Regions from separate parts of the Mus musculus genome. Here region 1 is linked to region 2. The links are chromatin contacts, found by Hi-C or POLR2A ChIA-PET in ENCODE. All regions are on one chromosome and are shown on one strand. Each heading gives the region's core, a stretch centred on a gene start or an enhancer-like site at or near the end of the contact. The rest is flanking DNA. Distances are from core to core; before and after follow the strand shown. Region 1 holds the start of Plin5 (perilipin 5). Region 2 holds the start of Hdgfl2 (HDGF like 2).

Evidence for each region. A loop is a pair of places that touch in the nucleus more often than their neighbours do. ChIA-PET counts read pairs that join two places held with the same protein, here RNA polymerase II (POLR2A).
Region 1: a map of CH12.LX shows a loop between it and region 2 (2.4-fold over the local background). The contact joins the promoter of Plin5 here to the promoter of Hdgfl2 in region 2. A Hi-C loop is called at or near these places in 1 of 37 maps with a recorded cell type or tissue (CH12.LX). POLR2A ChIA-PET finds 5 or more read pairs at or near these places in 4 of 5 experiments (Patski and embryonic stem cell).

The regions. Positions count from the first base shown.
Region 1 is chr17:56,114,832-56,120,070 of GRCm38, reverse strand. It overlaps Plin5 (perilipin 5), which reads left to right and starts at 2,773. Exons shown (of 8, transcript NM_001077348.1): 1 at 2,773-2,988; 2 at 3,182-3,242; 3 at 3,618-3,813; 4 at 4,438-4,520; 5 at 4,798-4,978. The coding sequence starts at 2,945. Lrg1 (leucine-rich alpha-2-glycoprotein 1) reads left to right here. Exons shown (of 2, transcript NM_029796.2): 2 at 1-393. The coding sequence ends at 129.
Region 2 is chr17:56,077,209-56,082,312 of GRCm38, reverse strand. Hdgfl2 (HDGF like 2) reads right to left here and starts at 2,682. Exons shown (of 16, transcript NM_008233.4): 1 at 2,487-2,682; 2 at 137-213; 3 at 1-36. The coding sequence starts at 2,558. It also overlaps a transcript of Ubxn6 not described here.

The sequences.
Region 1 (5,239 bases), core at 1,524-4,023, 38 kb before region 2:
GCGGACCTTTGCCGCTGGCTGGTCGCCAACCGAAACAAGATGTTCTCACAGAACGACACGCGCTGTGCGGGGCCCGAGGCCATGAAGGGTCAGCGGCTGCTGGACGTGGCAGAGCTGGGGTCCCTGTGAGGATGATGGCTGGGGTGCTGGCCAAGGGCACCCCGCTCGCCACTGAGCCAATGTGGTCCCATGTCAGTGTGCAGATTCCTCATTCCCTCAGCCAGGAATGCTATTCTCGGACTCCCTCTCTGGGTCCTCTCCACTCGCCACAACTCTTCCACCTCTCACTCTTCCTGTGCCGGCCCCCAGGCCACCTTGTGTTTATCTGGCTTTGACACGTCTGTTTCAGGGGTCACCAAAGCAGTTAATAAAACGGCTCCTAGGCTGACTGAACAGCTCGGTGTTTGTGCAGTTCCCTTTTGTTGTACATTTGTTTTGTGCGCATGCACCACAGTGAGCCTGTGGAGGTCAGAGGGCTCCTTGCAGGAGTGTGTTCCAGCTGTTCACCGTGTGGCAGCTAGGGATTCAAACTCGGGTTCTTGGGCTTGGCAGCAAACTCCTTCACCCGCAGAGCCATCTGGCCCACCCTCTGCCTTATGTTTTAAGACAGGATCTCTGGCCGGGCGGTGGTGGCGCATGCCTTTGATCCCAGCACTTGGGAGGCAGAGGCAGGTGGATTTCTGAGTTCGAGGCCAGCCTGGTCTACAGAGTGAGTTGCAGGACAGCCAGGGCTACACAGAGAAACCCTGTCTCGGGAAAATAAATAAATAAAAAATCTCTGACTGGCCAGCTGAGAGCCTCGGGATCTTTCTGCCTCTTTCTCTGCCTCTGCCTCCCAGAGCTGAGGTCACACACATGAGCCAGTGTCACACATGACAAATGTGTCAAATTGAGGTCTTCCGGCTTACATGATAAGTGATAAGCACTTTACTGACAGTGACTGCTCTCCAGATCCTTCCCACTGTATAGCCCTGACTCTCCTGGAACTTGCTCTGTAAGCTGGCTGGTCTCAAAGTCAGAGGTCCTCCTGCCTCTACCTCCTGAGTGCTGGGATTAAAGTCCTGCATCACAACCCAGCTTTAGTTTTTTTCACCCCCTAGACAGAGGGACTCTGCCCATTGAGAGGCAGGGGTGTGGATTTTTTTTTTAAAGGCCCGGTTTCATATTGCCCAGGCTGGCCTCAAATTTGCTATAAGCCTAGGGTGATTTGAGCTCATGATTCTCCTGTCTCCACCTTGTGGCTCTGGGTGACAAGCATATGACTGGGCAAAACTAGGCTTCTCACCCCAGTCCTGCAGAGGGAGCTGGGGAGAGTGGGTTAAAACTTGGGTCTCAGTTTGCTGATCTGTAAAATGGGGTCAGAACTGACAGGCTTAACAGCTCTCAGGATTAAACAGCAGATTAAAAATAAGATGGAGGCCAGAGAGACCACCCATGGCTTAACAGCTCAGGCTGGAGTTCCAGTCCCAGCATCCACATGATAGCTCAAGGTCACATGTTACTCCAGTCACAGGGGGTCTGTCAACTTTACTGGCCTCTGTGGGGATCAGGCATCTGTGGATCATGACAGATGGAACATATCAACAAAACACCAGGACACATAGACGTAATAATAATAATAACAAAGGAAGTGGGCCTCAGAAGGCAGTCAGCCGAGCACCCACAGATCTGGGTTCACGCCCAGCACCACATAAACATGTGTGGTGTGGCACATCTGTTGTCTTAGCCACTGGGTGGTGCGTTCAAGGTCATCCTTGGCTATGTGGTTACTTTGAGGCTATCCTGGGCTATATAGTGAGTTCTGGTCAAGTCTTGACTACAGAGAGAGAGTCTGAATCAAACAAAACAAACGGAAAAGACTGAAGAATGAGAAAGTCGCCGGGCGTGGTGGCTCATGCCTTTAATCCCAGCACTTGGGAGGCAGAGGCAAGGTGGATTTCTGAGTTCGAGGCCAACCTGATCTACAAAATGAGTTCCAGGATAGCCAGAGAAAACCTGTCACAAAAAACAAAACAAAACAAAACAAAAAAAAAACAACAAAAGAAGAAGGAGGAGGAGGAGGAGAAAAAAGGAGGAGGAGAAAAAAGAGGAGAAGGAGAAGGAGAAGGAGAAGGAGAAGGAGAAGGAGAAGGAGAAAGAAGAAGAAAAGTCCTCAGTCGCCGGGCGGATTTCTGAGTTCGAGGCCAGCCTGTTCGGTCTACAGAGTGAGTTCCAGGACAGCCAGAGCGATACAGAGAAACCCTGTCTCGAAAAAACCAACCAACCAACCAACCAAAAACCAACCAACCAACCAACCAACCAATCAAACAAACAAACAACAACAACAAAAAGAAAGTCCTCAGTCCTAGTCTGAGGTCAGCCATGGTGACTGGACCAGGATTCAGCGTCCCTGAGCCGCTATGGCAACCATGGCGCCTGTGGGGGGCGGGGAAGCTCCAGATCCACCCCCGGCGGCGCCTCATTGGCTCGCGTGCGGAGGCCCCACCCAGACCTGCTATAAGGACGGAGGGCTGACTCAGGTGGGAGCGCCGGGGGGCGGATACACGCGGGATCTGAGCTCTGCACCCAGGTGAGGGCGCAGGCGAGGGTAGAGGGTGGGGTAGGGATGGCCCTGACCCAAACTCGGCAGGGTGGAAGTGGCGGGGGTGAATGCGAGGAGCCACAGGCACAGCAGGTGGCAGGACCCTTGGCCCAGTGGGCCCGGGCCCAGGACCCAGTTGGGCGGGGCCCAGGCGCAGAGGACAGTGGGACGGCCATGGTGGGGATACATAGGGCATGAGCCCTGAGGTCAGCGTCCCTGTCACCGTGGACAGCTGAGGGTGACCTCGGAGCTCCACGTGCAATCTTTGCCTCAACTTTCCTGCCCGTCAAAGGGATCTGATTCTCTGACCGCTGCCCCCACCTCTGCAACGGGGGCTGGTGTGCGGGTCTGTCCCTACTGGAAATGGACCAGAGAGGTGAAGACACCACCCTAGCGCCACACAGCAGGTAATGACATTTGAACTCATCCTCGTCCCACCAGGGCCCACGCCTGTCCTCCCACAAAGTCATAGATTTTTCATTGTATACCTTCTGTGTGTTGGGCCTTGTACATGCCTTGCTGATGGACCCCAGAATACTCCACAGGGCTGACTCTCAGGGTTTCCCTCTCTTTCTGTGTCTTACCCCCCCCTCCCCCCAGAATGTCCGGTGATCAGACAGCTCAGGACCCTGGATCCAGCCTGGGAGAACTGGACCAGCAGGTAAAGAAGGACGACAGCAGGGGGCTGGGGGGTTCGTGGCTGGGTCCCTGCCCGACCAAGGTCCAGTCCCTTCTCATAGCTCCAGGTGTCACCTATTGTAGTCACTACAGTGATAGCATCAAACTTAGGGTACAATTACACCTGTGGGGAAACTAAGGCCCCAAGCAGTCAGGTCTTTCTCCAGACCTGTGTGCAGGTCACCCAAACAGCCCCCCTTCCCGCCCTGGCCTCATCTGTAGGTCCAGAAGTTGCCCTGTTGCTGTGTGTGTGCTGCATGCTGCAGCCTTTGGTAGGCGACCTGCTTTGTGTCCCCCAGCCTAGCACAATGAAGGGAATCGGGGTATGGCTGTGCCCTGATGTAACTGTTCTCTGCAGAATGTGGTGAATCGAGTGGTGGCTTTGCCCCTGGTCAAGGCCACGTGCACTGCCGTGTCCAGTGCTTACAACTCGGCCAAGGACAGGCACCCGCTGCTGGGCTCCGCCTGCCGCCTTGCTGAGCACTGTGTGTGTAGTGTGACTACCTGTGCCCTGGACCACGCACAGCCACTGCTGGAGCACCTGCAGCCCCAGTGTGAGTCTAAGTCCCTACCATAGTCCCTACCACCTTGGTCTGTAGTCAGTCTCTGCTATCTTCAGAACCAGGTGTCCCTCCCAGGCCCATTCACAAATGCTTCCCCACACCTCTCTTTTTAAAAAATTTCTGAGTTAGGGTTTTGCTCTGTAGCCCAGATTGGCCTGAAATGCTCAGCAATCCTCCTGCCTCAGCCTTCTGAGTGCTGGGATGATGCACCACCACACGGTTTATGCTGTGCTGGGATCGACTCCACACGTAGTGAGTCCAAATCCCTTCTTGGGTCCTCTCTAGGTCCCTAATTCTGTCCACCCCCCTGCCCTTTCCAACCTTCGGGGTCATCCTTGTCTCCTAAGGTCAGGTCACTGGTTCAGAGCTCCCACCTGACTTGACAAGAAACCCTTGACTGACTGTGTGACTGAAGAAGTAGTTCCCTGTGGGCTCCCAACTTTTCTGTTGTTCCCAAGACTCTGAGTCCGGTTGAACTGAGAGACCCAGCAGAGGATGGGAGAAACTGGGCTCAATTGCTAGAATGCCACAGATCCCCTGTGGTCTCACCTTCTCTGCCATGTCCCTCCTGTCAGAAAGCTTCACACCTGCCCACTGCTCTCCCTCTCTCTTCAGTGGCCACAGTGAATGATCTTGCCTGCAGGGGACTAGACAAATTGGAAGAGAAGCTGCCCTTCCTGCAGCAGCCATCAGACATGGTACTAGAGATGACCAGGCCTTTGGGGCACCCCTTAGGGTGAAGAGTGAGGGAGAGTGAGAACTTGGAGGGAATCAGGCATGTATGATGTATCAAATAGGTTGGGCATTGGCTCTGGCTGCCCAGAGGGGGAGGGCTTTAGGGCTGTCTATTTAATGGAGGGAAACTGAAGCACAGAACTAAGGTTCAGAGATCTTTGAGATTTCTTCTCAAGGACTGTTAGGGGTAAACAGAGTCACTAGCCCACAGCATCCAGAGTGACCCCATTTTTCCTGCAGGTGGTGACATCAGCCAAGGATACAGTGGCCAAAAGTGTCACAGGCATGGTGGACCTGGCCCAAAGGGGCCGGCGTTGGAGTGGGGAGCTGAGGCGCTCCATGAGTCAAGCCATGGACATGGTGCTGGGCAAGTCGGAGAAGCTGGTGGACCGCTTCCTGCCCATGACTGAGGCTGAGCTAGGTACTGATCAGAGAGGTTTGGGGCTTGCCCAAGGCTGCACAGTATAGTACAGCCCATCCCAGCCCAGGGAAACCTGGAACTCAAACCCAGGTTGGATTTCTCCCTCCACTATGCACCCCAGAAAGTCAGACACTCTCAACCCCAAAGACACATGGGGCTTTTGCATATGATGAACCAGTCTCAAACGGGTGGCCCTGAAAACTGTTTTATTAGGCTTGGGGATGTTCTATTCATTTCCTGTAATTTTATTGTTTTGAAACA
Region 2 (5,104 bases), core at 1,433-3,932:
TCATAGGGGAACAGGTCCTTGGGTCCCAGGAAGGCCCTGGAGGTAAGAACCATAGGCCAGTTCCAGGTGAGCCAGGTCACCCTGGGAAAAAAGCCAGTCTGTGGGTGAACACTGAAAACCTGGAGGGGACACTTACGTTTCATGCGTTCCAAAGAAGAAGATGGGGTATTTGTTGGGTGGGGGCTTCACGGCACCATCAGCAATGTCATCAATCTGTAGTGTGAGGCAGGCTGGTCAGAGGGCTTCAGGTGTAGGCCAAGAGGCAGCTTTATCCAGACCCAGTTACCATCCAGTTACTTAGGGGGGTTTGGGGTGGGGGGAGGCACACCATGGGAAGACACAGCACCTTCCAAACACAAGTCTAGAGATCTGAACTCAGGTCCACTAAGCTATACATTATCTCCTTAGCCCCTTAATTTGGAATTAATGTTTTTCCTTTTAGACAGTCTCACTATGTAGCCTGGCTGTCCTCAAACTATGTAGACAAAGGTGGCCTGGTACTTGTCTCTGTCTCCTCAGCAATGGGGATTGGGATTGAAGGTAAGTACAACCATGCCTGGCTATGAAACCTGCACACTTATGTGCATCCTACTAACCTGTCTGCTACCCACAGTGATTATCTTTCCACCAAGAAGAAAGCTGGGCCCCCATACAGGTACTTAGGCCGAGCCAGGTCCAGTATAGTCCCCTGAAGCCCCTGGGGTGGGCCTAGGTTCAGCTTCTCCCCACTCCCGGGACTAGCCAATGACTGCCCCTCCTGGAAAAAAGGCCCAGTCTGTTCTTGTCCCAGAGGTAAATCTGGCAGCAACAGGGATGGAGATTTGGGGGAATGAGGTGGAGTGCTGAAGGAGCCAGGCCCAGAGCAACCCGGAAGTCCCACCCTCTTTGTGAAAGCCCATGGGTTCCAGCAGCTGTCAGTCACCTTCCCACAGGATGCTAGTAGCCCCTTCCCCTCCAATCAGGTGCTTGGAACTGTTCTCTCAGTGCTGGAGAAGGCTGGGAAGGGGGAAGGGACAAGAGCTTCATAGAGAGCAGAGGTAGACTAGTGAGGGCAGTGGCCAATGTAAAGTTTTGCTCCCCAGTCACCCCACTCACAGTGGGATTTCCCAGTGTTTAGCCACCCACCTCATCAACGCCGGGGGATGGCTGGATCCTCCCTAGCCTGCTCCTCAAACTCTGGTCCCTGGTGGCTGGATGCAGGATACCAGATGCAGAAGCATCCTCAAACCTGCCCTGCCGAGCCCTGCCAGGCTGCTTCTCCCAACGGTCCCACACCTCAGGAACTTATGGGGCCCTCTGGTCCTGACCTCTAGGAGTTACCTCCTGGGCTGGTTCCTGTTGAGCTTGCTCTTTGGCATCCCCATGGTAACTCCCTGCCGTATGGTCTTCCATTCCCACCCCCATGCAGACACAGCCAATCTAGCCTCTGTACTAAGACCTAGAGGCAACAAAACTCTGTTTCTATGCAACTGAACATGTGCACCAGGACTTGCAACGCTAGCCACCATCTGCACAACAAAAATTCCTTCAGTCCTGACACATGGATGCAGCTAACTTCAGCCCTGGAGTGATCTCTGTCCCAAGTCCTGGGGGCAGCAGAAGCCTTTGGGTCTCCGTGTATGTGCCAATTTTTGCCAGGGCCAGAATTCTACCACCTGCGCACCCAGGCTCTAAAAATCTACACTGCTTGACTCCAGCTTTCTCAAACAGGAAACCTCAAAGCCTCCTACCTCCAGCTTGAAGCTGCCTGTTCTCAGGTAAGCTACATACAGCCCACTGAATCCCTTTAAGGGCCGGACTCCAGGTCCCCAGAAAAGCTTTCTTCCAACCCTTGCCCTCATTTAGGTCATAGAGATAAGGTCCCTTTCCTTCCGCTGTATCCCGCTCCCCCATCCATCACGCGCAGCCTCTCTGGAAGAGACTCTTCCCATCATTTGACCCTTCCACTCCAATCCCAACGTGCCCATGTACCCTTTGAGCCCCACTACATCCCTCAGGCTCCACGACCCTGGGATCCCCTAAACGCATTTCTGACCTCTGGTACATTGGTCTCTCAGGCCCTGGACACCAAACCAAGTGACACAGGTTCCGGAGGAGGTCAAGGCTAGCACCACGGCCGTTCTCTGCAGGACTGTGGGTCTCTGAGACTCAGGACCTCACCATGCAGGTTACTCAGACCAAAACATTGCCACACCTCAATTCCAAAGGACCACGGGTCAGAGCCAGGATCCGGAACAGCGGAACACAAGTCCCTCAGACCAGGGACCTCCCCGAAGACGCACCAGACCCCAGGCACTGTGGTCCCGGAGGAAGGAGATTCCTCAACTCCAGAAAACCACAGTGCAGTCACCTGAGCCAGCAGCCCCAACCTCTCCTCAGCCTCCATTCCAGCCTCCCCGCGCGCGCCCGCCCGCCCGCCCGCCCGCGGCCCCTCTGCTCGGGGCCGCCAACTCCGCCGGGCCCGTCCACTCCACGCGCGGCCTCACCCGGGCCGGCCAGTGCGGGTAGCCCTTCATCTTGGCAAACACCAAGTCCCCGGGCTTGAAGGCGTGCGGCATGCTGTCGGCGGAGGCCCAGGCCGCGGGAAGCAGCAACGGCGGTGAGAGGCGAAGTCAGAGGCGGGAGTCGGACGCCTGAGGGGCGGAGGCGTCCGCACGGGCCGCCGGCCGGCGTCTACTTATTGGGTTCAGCACGACCGGAAGTCCCGCCCTCCCTTGGCTAGGGGCCGCCGTCGCCGTCGCTCATGACCACAGAGACGCGCGCGGGCCAATAAAGGGAGGGGTTGGATCAGAGCTAGTTAACGGGATTGGATAACGGAGCAGAAGCCAAGGGCGTGGACTAGGAGCCAGTGGGTGGGGCGGAGGGTGTCGGAGGTAAAAGACGAAAGGTTTAAGCGGCTACTGGGTGGAGCCTAGAGAGGAATGATGGGCGGGGCTTAGGTTGGGGATCGCTCAGGGGCGTGGCTCGCAGTCAGGATGTGGGGCGGGGTGAAGGGCATTAGACGAATTAGACGCAAAACGGACAGGGGCTTGACAGGGGCGTGGCTTAAGAGCTGCATGAGGCAGTGGCCTGTGGGTGAAAGGAAGACTGAAACTAATGACAAGCAGTGATGGGGCGGGGCCTAGCGAGGCCGGAACATACATAACAGTACTGAACAGGCCTTTGGACTCGGCCAGACGAAATATAAACAACCAATCAGCGTAGAAGACGGATTAACGACAGCCTTCCAAAAGGGCATCAGTGCAACTATGAAGCCCATTGGCTATAGCTCGACCAATGGCTGGACATGAAGACAAGTTCCACAGAACTCAGCAAACTCCCGCCAGGAGTTGGCAGAGGAAGGGGCGGTGATCAAGAAAGGTCAGGGCTGAGAAGGGGGCGGGACAGAGCTCACTTGTTTACTTTCATTATTTAAAATTTTTTTCTTTTTTTGTTGTCTATAATACATTACATATTTTCACTTTATACTTACAGCACCTTTATACTTTGACATTTTGCATTTTAATTATTCTTTTTGTTGTTGTTTTTTTGAGACAGGGTTTCTCTGTGTAGCCCTGGCTGTCCTGGAACTCACTCTGTGGACCAGGCTGGCCTGGACCTCAGAAATCCGCCTGCCTCTGCCTCCCAAGTGCTGGGATTAAAGGCGTGCGCCATCACTGCCCAGCCATTTTAATTATTCTTAATTTTATTTGGAGACAGGGTCTCACTCTGCTGTCCTCACTGGTGAGTGGGGGGTGGGGACAACTCCTTATATAGACCAGACTGGCTTCGAACTCACAGATGTACTCTTGCCTCTGTCTCCCCAGCTCTGGATCAAACATGTGTGCCACCGTGCCCTGCCTTAAAAATCTGTGTGCTGCCGGGCAGTGGTGGCTCACGCCTTTAATCCCAGCACTTGGGAGGCAGAGGCAGGCAGATTTCTGAGTTCGAAGCCAGCCCGGTCTACAGAGTGAGTTCCAGGACAGCCAAGGCTATACAGAGAAACCCTGCCTCGAAAAACAAAAACAAAACAAAACAAAACAAATCTGCGTGCTATGTGTGGGCATGCACGCACATGCTACAGCGTGTGTAGAAATCAGAGGACAGCTTTGTGGAGCCCACCACTCATTTTTTTTTCACCTGAGGCTTACGGGGAAAGTAATTCACTCGATGAGCCATTTCACTAGCCATATTTACTTTACTTAAATGTATACTGATCTTAGTAGTTGTTTATTTTTATGACTGGGTCTTAGCCCAGACTACTTTCTGAATAGCTATGTACCCAAGGCTAAATTTGAACTTTTGATCTCCTGACTTTATTTCCCAAAGGCTTATGTGGTGGTGGGGATGGAATCTGGGTGTTTTGCATGCTAGAGAAGATGAGCTTTTCTCTAAGCCCCATTCCCATGATGCTTATTTCTCTTATTGACAGTGTTGATTACCTACTGTACTTAATGTCACAAACTATTCCATGCTGAGTAAAAAATACATTGGATACCAAGTGTCTCAATTTCCCTAGCTGTAAAATAGGGTCCATAATGAACCATGTCCAATGGGGCCAGGAAGGGTTAGTGACTTCCCTATCTTTTTAAAGTTTTTTTTTAAAGATTTATTATTATACATAAGTACACTGTAGCTGTGTTCAAACATGCCAGAAGAGGGCATCAGATCTCATTACGGGTGGTTGTGAGCCACCATGTGGTTGCTGGGATTTGAATTCAGGACCTTCGGGAGAGCAGTCAAGTGCTCCTACCCCACTGAGCCGTCTCACCAGCACGTGACTTCCGTATCTTGGACTGTGTCTGGTCCTTGGGGTTCCTGGAGCTTCCACTTTATGTGGACTCACACATAAAGAACTGTTTGTATTCTTGTGGGTTTTTTTTTAATCTATGTATGATCTCAAAGGAAAACTAATAAAGGTGGCATGTCTAGGCTGTAGGGACGTCTCAGGACCTAAAAAATTGACAGAGAACTGGCTCACTTAAGCCTGTCCTCCCAGTATTCAGGAGGGAAGCATGAGAATTGCCCAGAATTCTGGGAGGTAGAGATGAAGGATGGCTGGCTAGGGTTTGTGTCCTGCCTAGCTCTAGGTTCAGGGAGAGACCCTGTCTCAAAGGAATAAAGC